3 separate regions of the Homo sapiens genome follow, and all the other regions are linked to region 1. A link is a contact called in ENCODE Hi-C or POLR2A ChIA-PET data. All regions are on one chromosome and are shown on one strand. Each heading gives the region's core, a stretch centred on a gene start or an enhancer-like site at or near the end of the contact. The rest is flanking DNA. Distances are from core to core; before and after follow the strand shown. Region 1 has its middle 320 kb from the start of SNORD151. Region 2 has its middle 15 kb from the start of LINC02902. Region 3 overlaps PKD1L1 (polycystin 1 like 1, transient receptor potential channel interacting).

Region 1 (2,700 bases), core at 93-2,592:
TTCAACTTATTACTGTTTTTAACAATACTGAGAAAAATCTTACACATATATATTCATATATGGCACAAAATTTCCTCGACATACCATTGATAAATGAGATTGTTCAAATGGATTAGCAATATTTCAAATCAGATAATAAATGGTGTTTGTAAAGCACTTACTGATAAGATACAATTCCTAAAGCGTATTTTCAAACTCAAAGTAGAGATATATTTAACTACCCTCCATCTATGAAACAAAACAGAAAACGGAGTGGAAAATCCTGATAAGATTAAACATATTTCTTATTTATTGCCTGACCTAATTTGGTCAGTCACCTCTAGTTACCTTTAACAGTTTGAAGTCTGTGAGAGAGGCCTTTGACTTATGCTTCTTTCTTTAATGGAAGGATTTTTTTCCCTTTTTAAATAGTAAGACTTGTGTGATGATAGAGCAAAGGTTTTTCTAGAGGAAGACATTTGCTCACCAATGTCACTGATCCTAGTTCTCTTTTCTAGCCTGAGGGGCAGTTATTAAAAAGAATTCACCACAAAGAGTCTATTTTTCTTATTAATCCACTTCCACGGGGTGGGGAAATAAAGATAAACTAAGGATGAATCTATAAATTATTTACATTTTTCTTCTTTGTTAGGACAGAATCCATGACCAAATCATCTTGGAATCCTGCAGAGTTCCTGATGCTTAACACTAACTCCATTTGGACCTTAATCACTTCATTTGACCATTGCAATAACCATATAATATCAGAAAAGGCAGATGTCATTTTTCCCATTTTGCCAATGAAAATGAAAGACTGACAGGGCAGAAATGCAATGAGGCTAGCCAGGCTAAGAAGGGGGGGCACTTTTTTTGTAAGAAAGGAACAGAGAATTCTCTCTGGCTGGGAAAGAAGAGTGTATAAATAAGAGCCAGGAAACTGTTGCTTATCAGATCCGCGAAGCCCAGAGGATTCAATTCAGGCCAGTGCTACTATTGCAGGTCAGATTACAAGGAAGAGTGTCAAGAGGGAAAAGATGTTGAAGTCTTTGCCCTAGCTATTTGTGTAATGTCCACACGAAGATGTGATTAAGCACTATACGTGTGGCACTAGCTGTTACTGTACAATCAAAACTTCAATCAGAGTCATCATGAAGCATCTGTCTTGATGGTATGACTTTTAAGTCTAGGTGTAATGAGGCTGGAATGATCTATGGCAGGGGTTCCCAACCCCCAGGCCACAGCATTGGTCCATGGCCTGTTAGGAACCGGTCCACAGAACAGGAGGTGAGCAGAGGTGAGTGAGCATTACTGCCAGAGCTCCGCCTCCTGTCAGATCAGCACCGGCATCAGATTCTCATAGGAGCGCAAACCATATTGTGAACTGCACATGCAAGGGATCTAGGCTGAGCCCTCCTTATGAGAATCTAACTAATGCCTGATGATCTGAGGTGGAACAGTTTCATCCCAAAACCAACCCCCATCCCTGGTGTCAGGAAGGTTGGGAACCGCTGCTCTATAGTGTCAGCTGTCATACACCTGGTGTGGTGGGCAGTATGGTGGCGTTAGGGGAACAGAAACCAAATTTGAGAAGTTCATGTTTATTTCAGTTAATGTTTATTTCAAATTACACATCCTATATGTAACTTCCTCTTCTTTCTCTTTCTCTGCCTTTTTTATTTTTGTCTCTCTCATCTTTCTCACTGTTATTCAGAGAGAACTTAAAGGGGCAATAACTTCAAACACATGGACTGTGACCAATTGACAAATATGGGTGCTATGGGAGCTGCACTCAAGTTTATCTTATTTCCTCCATGTCTTCCCATCCACCCTATCACTAAAATAGACTTCCATGGACACACGGGGCCCACATGAGCACCCACACAGCCTTCCCTGAGAGCGCCATAGGACCCTTCTCCTGGGCCTCTCTTCCACTGCTGTCTGCAGTCCAGGGGCTGGCACCACCAGTCAAGAGGCTGATGACTTACCTAAAACCACACAGGTAATGGCTAATTATTGTACAACAGAGATGTGTAACAAACAACTGAATTACCCTAGCAGCATACAACAACAAGCATTTCATTTTACTAGCCACCTGTGGGCCAGCTGGGCAGTTACGGTCTCAACTGAGCAGTTCTACTGGTCTGAGCTGGGATCACGGGGTTCACTTAGGTGTTGTGAGATTTTTTAAATAATAAAATAGAATTCCAAATACAATTGCATTTATGGAAAATATTGTATTTACTCCAAACAAATTGATGCACACATGTTTTGGCGATAAGGAAAGATTTTACATTTGTTGTTTGTGATAAAATTAAGAATATTATTTATTTTTTTAAAGGTGCATAAACCCATCACTCTTCTGCAATTATTTCCATGTTTGTGTATTCTCTTGTATACAAGAGAATTTTTGTAAAAAACAAAGGGTTGTTATAATATATATCCCATTTTATATTCTGCTTTTTCATATTTTCAAATCTCCCTATTATCAATTGTGAGTTGACTAGAGATTGGATGTGTGGCTTTACTGATCTGGGCTGGGCTCTCACACATGTCTGGGCCCAGCAAAGACAGCTGGTCAAAGCAGAGAAGCAAGGGATACCACAAACACGTGCACAGCCTCTTAATGCCTAGTGCTCAAGGGTTGCACAGCATCACTTCCTCACATCCTATGTTCAGACTTTGGAAACGGGGAAATTCTTTCAATCTCTTGATTAAAGGGAC
Region 2 (2,726 bases), core at 4-2,503, 520 kb after region 1:
CCTTGGGGTGCAGCAATAGGAGATGCTCCTGGAGCCAAGAGGATACCGACGGATCCCCTCCAGGCCAAGTAGTACCTGCAGCTAGGTCCATTCAACTAAACCAGATGAGTGTCATCTAGGTCTGTTTGTCCCTAGGGCATAGCAGATGCTCAATAAATACTTGCTTAATGAATAAAAGTCTCCTAATAAAAATAGTAGTAGGAGCCAACATCATTATTGAGTGCTTCTCTGTATCAGGCATTGTTCTAAACTTCACATGAACTCAATCTTCTTAACAGCTTTCATGATGAAGGCCGTAGGATCCCAACTTTACCAGTGAGAAAACAGAGGCATGGAAAGCTAGAGGAATTCAGCAAAGGTTATGTAGGAACTATCTTAAGGAGTGTGGGAGTGAATTCCAAACCTAGCGTGCTTTATCCCGGGCTTGGGTCTGCCCTCGAACCACAGGAGGTAGAAAAAAGGGCACACAGTCTTCATTTTCCGAGGATGTCATAGCAGGTGCTGCAGGCTGGGTGGCTGAACCCTCAGAAATGAATTTCCTCGCAGTCCTGGAGGCAGCAAGGCAGAGACTAAGGTGTTGGCAGGTTTGGTTTCTCCTGAGGCATCTCTCCTCGGATGGTAGATAGCTGTCTCCTCCCTCTTCCCTAAGGATGTGTGTGTAAGCCTGTGTCCCAATCTCCTCTTGTTATAAGGACACCAGTCATTGGATTAAGGCCCACCGTAATGCCTCATTTTACCTTAATTTCCTGGTAAAGGCCCTATCTCCAAAGAAGGTCACATCCTGAGATTCTGGTTAGGACTTCAGTCTTGGAATTTTGGGTAACACAATTCAGCTGGTGACATTGACACAGCCTGGGGCTGCCCAGTTTTCCCAGAAGGGGCAGCAGGAATGGGTCAAAAACCCATCACTCATCAAGAAAAACCAGTTCATGTGTTGAGGAACCGTCTTGTCTGCCGTCCTTCAGAATGAGTGCGCAGTTGTTTTGCTGTTTTCTTGGGAACCAGCTGTGGAACACTGCGCTTCCCTTTCCTTTCTTTTCAAGAACCTTGGTGCCCACCTGGCCTCCTGGAGGACACCTTTGTGCAGAGGCTGCCAGAGATGGAACATAGAGATGGGGGAGGGGAGCAGGTGATGCTGGCCCCTGTTGAAAGAAAGTGGGCAAGAGCAGGGGTAGTTATTTCTCCTCTTACAGAAAGGGCTTGCTGAGTTAGGCTTCATGTGGCATTGTGTTCTTTTGAACGTCACTTAAGGCATACATGAAGCGTGTGCACATGACACAGCCCAGTGGAGCCAGGGAGTGACTCAGCCTGCTGCCCAACACCCACTGCAAGTTGTTCCTGTGGCTGCCTCTAGCTGTTCCCCAATCTGAAATTTGTTTTTCGTTTTCCTTCACTTAAAAAAACTTGTTGGCCGGGCTCGGTGGCTCACACCTGTCATCTCAGCACTTTGAAAGGCCAACGAGGGAGGACTGCTTGAGCCCAGGAGTTTGAGACCAGCCTGGGCAACATAGAGAGACCCTGTCTCTACTAAAAGATAAAAATAAAACAATTAGCCGGCCACGGTGGTGCATGCCTGTGGTCTCAGCTACTGGGGAAGCTGAGGTGGGAGGACGGCTCAAGTCCGGGAGGTTGCGATTACAGTGAGCCATGATCTCGCCACTGTACTCCAGCCTGGGCAACAAAGTGAGATCTTTTCTCAAAAAAAAAAAAAAGTTGTAACATGCGTGTATCCCCAAACAATAAATTGCTTAGTCAGGCTTATGTGGGACTTTCTAGAAATGCTATCACACTTTGTGTTGACTTCTGAGCCTTGCTTTTTTCCCTTCAAGTTTATGTTCCTTTCCCAAGGCTCTCCCAGGCCCAAGGGTCTCTCACGCTCTGTAAAACCTGTGCTCAAAGCTTCTCCCCTGAGGCTGTGGGCAGAGACTGGGTGATACTGAAGTAATACAAGTTCTCAGGAAAGATCCTTTTTTTTTTTTTTTTTTTTTTTTTACACCAGGCCAGGCCCAGATTGGGTATTTTTAATATGTAAAAACAAGACTGGGTGTGGTGGCTCACACCTGTAATCCCAGCACTTTGGGAGGCCGAGGCAGGTGGATTGCCTGAGGTCAGGAGTTTGAGACCAGCCTGGCCAACATGGTGAAACCCCGTCCCTACTAAAAATACAAAAAAATTAGCCAGGTGTGGTGGTTCATGCCTGTAATCCCAGCTACTCGGGAGGCACAAGGCAGGGGAAAATGCTTAAACCCAGGAGGTGGAGGTTGCAGTGAGCTGAGATCGCGCTACTGCACTCCACCTTGGGTGACAGAGTGAGACTCTACCTCAAAAAAAAAAAAAAAAAAAACCAAAAAACAAAACAAACAAAAAAACAAATATGTAAAAACAGGGAGGGCCCCAGTGTGCTTGTTAACATGCATATGAGAGCGCCAGTTTGCAAAGCAGGTACAGCCCAGGCGGGCACTGAGCAGGATTCACAGCTGGGTCCAGACGCCTTCGCTCCCCACAGATGACACCTGCAGCGAGACTCTGCTGACCTTGAACTTCAAGCTCTGTGCTTCCACTTTTGACATTCATTTGTTTCTTAGCCTAAACTTGACACTTCCTTTTAGCAATATGCAAATTCAAGGCTGTCACAGCACAGCATCTGGAAAGTTACAACAGCAGCCCATTGGCGGTGATGGTGGGATTGTGTAGGGCTTACATTTTTTAACTTCCTTGAGTATATT
Region 3 (2,909 bases), core at 296-2,795, 790 kb after region 1:
CAGGAGCAGCAGAAGTCTCGTGGGGCTGCAGCCACAAGTGGGAACCAAGAGAGCACAGGAGGTGACCTCAGAGTTACGGGAGGCCAAGTGGGGTCAGACTCAGGAAGTGGAGTTTCATTCTGAATGAGATGGAGGGTTCTGAGCACAAGAGTGGCACGCTCCAATGCACAGAAGCAACAGTGTGGTTGCGGTACTGAAGAGAGCCTGGCAGGCAGGAGTGGCAGCAGGGGATCCACTCAGAGGGCTATGAGGATGGCAGGTCTTGATTGTGGAGTGAAGGCAGAGGGTGAACACCTCTGAGGCTATGGGGTGGCCGGGCTGGCTGCTGGACTGGAAGTGAGATGGAGCCCAAGAGAGAACTCAGAGACAATGCCACTGGGCTTGCTCGGCCTGTGCACACTGAGAGCTTAGGTGGGGTGGGGGCATTGGAGGGCAGGTGAGGGGTGCTGGGAGCCCATCTTGGTCATGAGGCCTCTGTTGACCTTGCATTGACCTGTGCAGCTCTCCTTGTGACAAAATCTCAATCCTGGTGGCACCAGGAAAGCAGGGAGGTGCCCACGGCACAGGAGGAGGGGGGACACTTTTGGCCTACGGGAAGCTGGCCACCTTGTTTCCTACACAGGACGCCTGTCCAGAGACAACGCCCCACTGTGGACATGATTACAAAAAGCAGCCACCATCCCTCAGACTGAGGGCCCAGGGCCTCACTCTGGCTCTTGAGAGAGCTGTTACCAGAAGTAGTTCCAGCCAGTTAAGAAGTTAGTATAGGTTAACCAACGGCCCAGCCCCTCCCTGGGATGTGCGCTCCCTGTGCTGTGGGCCTTTTACAGATTTGTAACTACAGGACATCAGGTGCTTCATCTTTCAGGAGAACAACACAGGAAGGTGTCAAGAAGGCCAGAGTGGGAGCTGAAAGATGCCAGCTCGTGCCTGAGTGCATACGCCTGGCACCTGCCCCTCTTCTGTGACGAGAACAGGGAACCCCTCTGTGGCCTCCCAGAGCAGGACCTGGGTAGATCCTGGCAGTTTCCTGAGGATGTGAAACCCAGGGGCTGAGACAGCTGCATGTACCTACAACCCCTAAAAGGCATGGTGCTAGTGAGCAGCATGGGAGACACAGGGCTTTGCAAGACACTATCCTATAACTATGCCCAATCAGCAAACTGCCCAGCACGTCCAGGAGCTGGTGTATGGCCCTGTGTGACCTTCGCCTGAGCCCACTGGGGCTGTAGAGAGCAGAGCGGCCAGAATGCAGCTTGGAAATGGGTCTCCCAGTCAACCAAAACCAGAGAGCCCCCTGATTGCACATTTCACCAGGACCAAGCCCTTTGGGACATGATGGTCAAATCCTAAAGGCATCGATCTATGCCCAAAGCTGAGGTCCCAGGTGGCTGAACCTTGGAGTCACCTGGGTGGGGTGGGGTTGAAGCACCATCACCCTGAGCCACGCCACAGCATGTCTGTTAGAATCTTCAGAGGCAGGGCTTGTGCATGGTTTTGTTTGGTTTCTTTGACTTTTAAGCTCCCTAGGTGATTCTGCATAGCAGATCTGCACCAAGTGTTCAAGAAGCATGAGGTCTGTTTGCCCCCTTGTGTTTGGAGGTGAGGGCACTAAAAGCCTAAGGAAGTCACTGTATGTGGCTATTTACATTGTGTAATGTGAGAAACGCAGGTAATATCACCTCCCCTCTAAAACACCTCTCCCCAACCTCCTGTTCTCAGAACCATCAGACGCTCATCTTACTAAATATCCTTCCTTGGGAACCTAAAAATGCCTCCTTGAACTTTCGCTGACAAAAGTGATGGCAGAGCAGAGAAAAGCTCCCAAACACAAACACTGTGGGTTGAGATCAAATTCATTTCAATATAAACTCAGATGGATGTGCTACGGAGGGGGTGGTTTAATAACGCTGCTCTGCATGAGGAATACTGAAAAATGAACTGCAGGAGAGTCTTTGCCAAGGACAGCAGAGGTTCTGGGAGCTTCAAAGAGAACTGGCTTCTTTAAATTTGAACTAGAAACGCACAACTCTGGGCTGTCTGTGCATGTCCCTTTGGAACCAATGCTTATTCTGGGTGAAAAGCATGTCTCACTCAGAAGTTTTCACTCTTCTCTCGGACCCCACCCACAGATGTGAGAGTCACTCCTCTCACGCTTCTCCTCCATCTCCAGGGCATTGCCCAGGCCTTCAGACCCAAGCCCTGTTAGCTACTCTGATAAACAGATGCAAGGGAATTCACAAACATCCAGGTAGCCCAGTCTTAATTAATAGGGGTCTTCAACGAGCTCCCCACACTGCGCAAGTTAAGCAGGGTTTCAGTGCTTTGGCTGCTGGAAGCCTTGTCTGTGCTGGAGCCATCTCGGGGCAGCTCCCACTCCCCACCTGGGGGACAGCACCCACTCCCCACCCCGGGGATAGCCCCCACTCCCCGCTTGAGGGGCAGCCCCCACTCCCCACCTGAGGGCTACCCTCCTACTTCCCACCTGGGAGGCAGCCCCTACTCCCCACCTGCAGGGCAGCCCCCACTCCCCACCTGAGGGCTACCCCTCACTCCCCATCTGAGGGCTATCCCCTACTCCTCTGGGCTGGGCTAGCCCTGCCTGCACTTCTTATATGTGGAACTATGCTCTGGAGCTGAATTAAGGCTTTATAAGTCACACTTGCTTCATTGGCACAAACACACATGATAGGAAAACAATCCCTGATGAATTCCTGATGAAACATGGAGGTGCTTTTTAGCTGTACTGTACATGTACTGTATTCAGGAAGAAAAGCCTAATTTCCCCAGATCCAGGAATACCTTCTGCCTGGAAGCTGATGAGGATGGGCTCTGTGATTCCCGGTCTTCTGCCTTTCCATTCAGAGCACACCAAGGACAGCCACACTTCCCATCACTCATAAGAAGCA

The links. Hi-C counts contacts between places; a loop is a spot of excess contacts on that map. ChIA-PET counts read pairs that join two places held with the same protein, here RNA polymerase II (POLR2A). Pooled maps may share reads with other maps.
Region 2: a loop to region 1 is called in a map of OCI-LY7, with 4 times the contacts of the local background. The contact joins two enhancer-like sites. A Hi-C loop is called at or near these places in 1 of 168 maps with a recorded cell type or tissue (OCI-LY7), 1 of 37 single-sample maps with no recorded cell type and 3 of 50 pooled maps. POLR2A ChIA-PET finds 5 or more read pairs at or near these places in 1 of 52 experiments (OCI-LY7).
Region 3: a pooled map shows a loop between it and region 1 (5-fold over the local background). The contact joins two enhancer-like sites. A Hi-C loop is called at or near these places in 2 of 37 single-sample maps with no recorded cell type and 2 of 50 pooled maps.

The regions. Positions count from the first base shown.
Region 1 is chr7:47,148,114-47,150,813 of GRCh38, forward strand. No RefSeq gene overlaps it. Among named protein-coding and RNA genes, the nearest start is that of SNORD151, 320 kb to the right of the region's middle. Within about 2 kb of position 1,343, at least 2 of the 41 ENCODE cell types and tissues checked have a DNase peak (open chromatin) inside an H3K27ac peak, as active enhancers do; they include OCI-LY7, where a contact is called at or near this core.
Region 2 is chr7:47,668,383-47,671,108 of GRCh38, forward strand. No RefSeq gene overlaps it. Among named protein-coding and RNA genes, the nearest start is that of LINC02902, 15 kb to the left of the region's middle. Within about 2 kb of position 1,254, at least 19 of the 41 ENCODE cell types and tissues checked have a DNase peak (open chromatin) inside an H3K27ac peak, as active enhancers do; they include OCI-LY7, where a contact is called at or near this core.
Region 3 is chr7:47,937,391-47,940,299 of GRCh38, forward strand. It overlaps PKD1L1 (polycystin 1 like 1, transient receptor potential channel interacting), which reads right to left. Exons shown (of 57, transcript NM_138295.5): 3 at 2,803-2,909. Among named protein-coding and RNA genes, the nearest start is that of PKD1L1, 9.6 kb to the right of the region's middle. RefSeq lists enhancers at 256-335, 786-955. Within about 2 kb of position 1,546, at least 4 of the 41 ENCODE cell types and tissues checked have a DNase peak (open chromatin) inside an H3K27ac peak, as active enhancers do.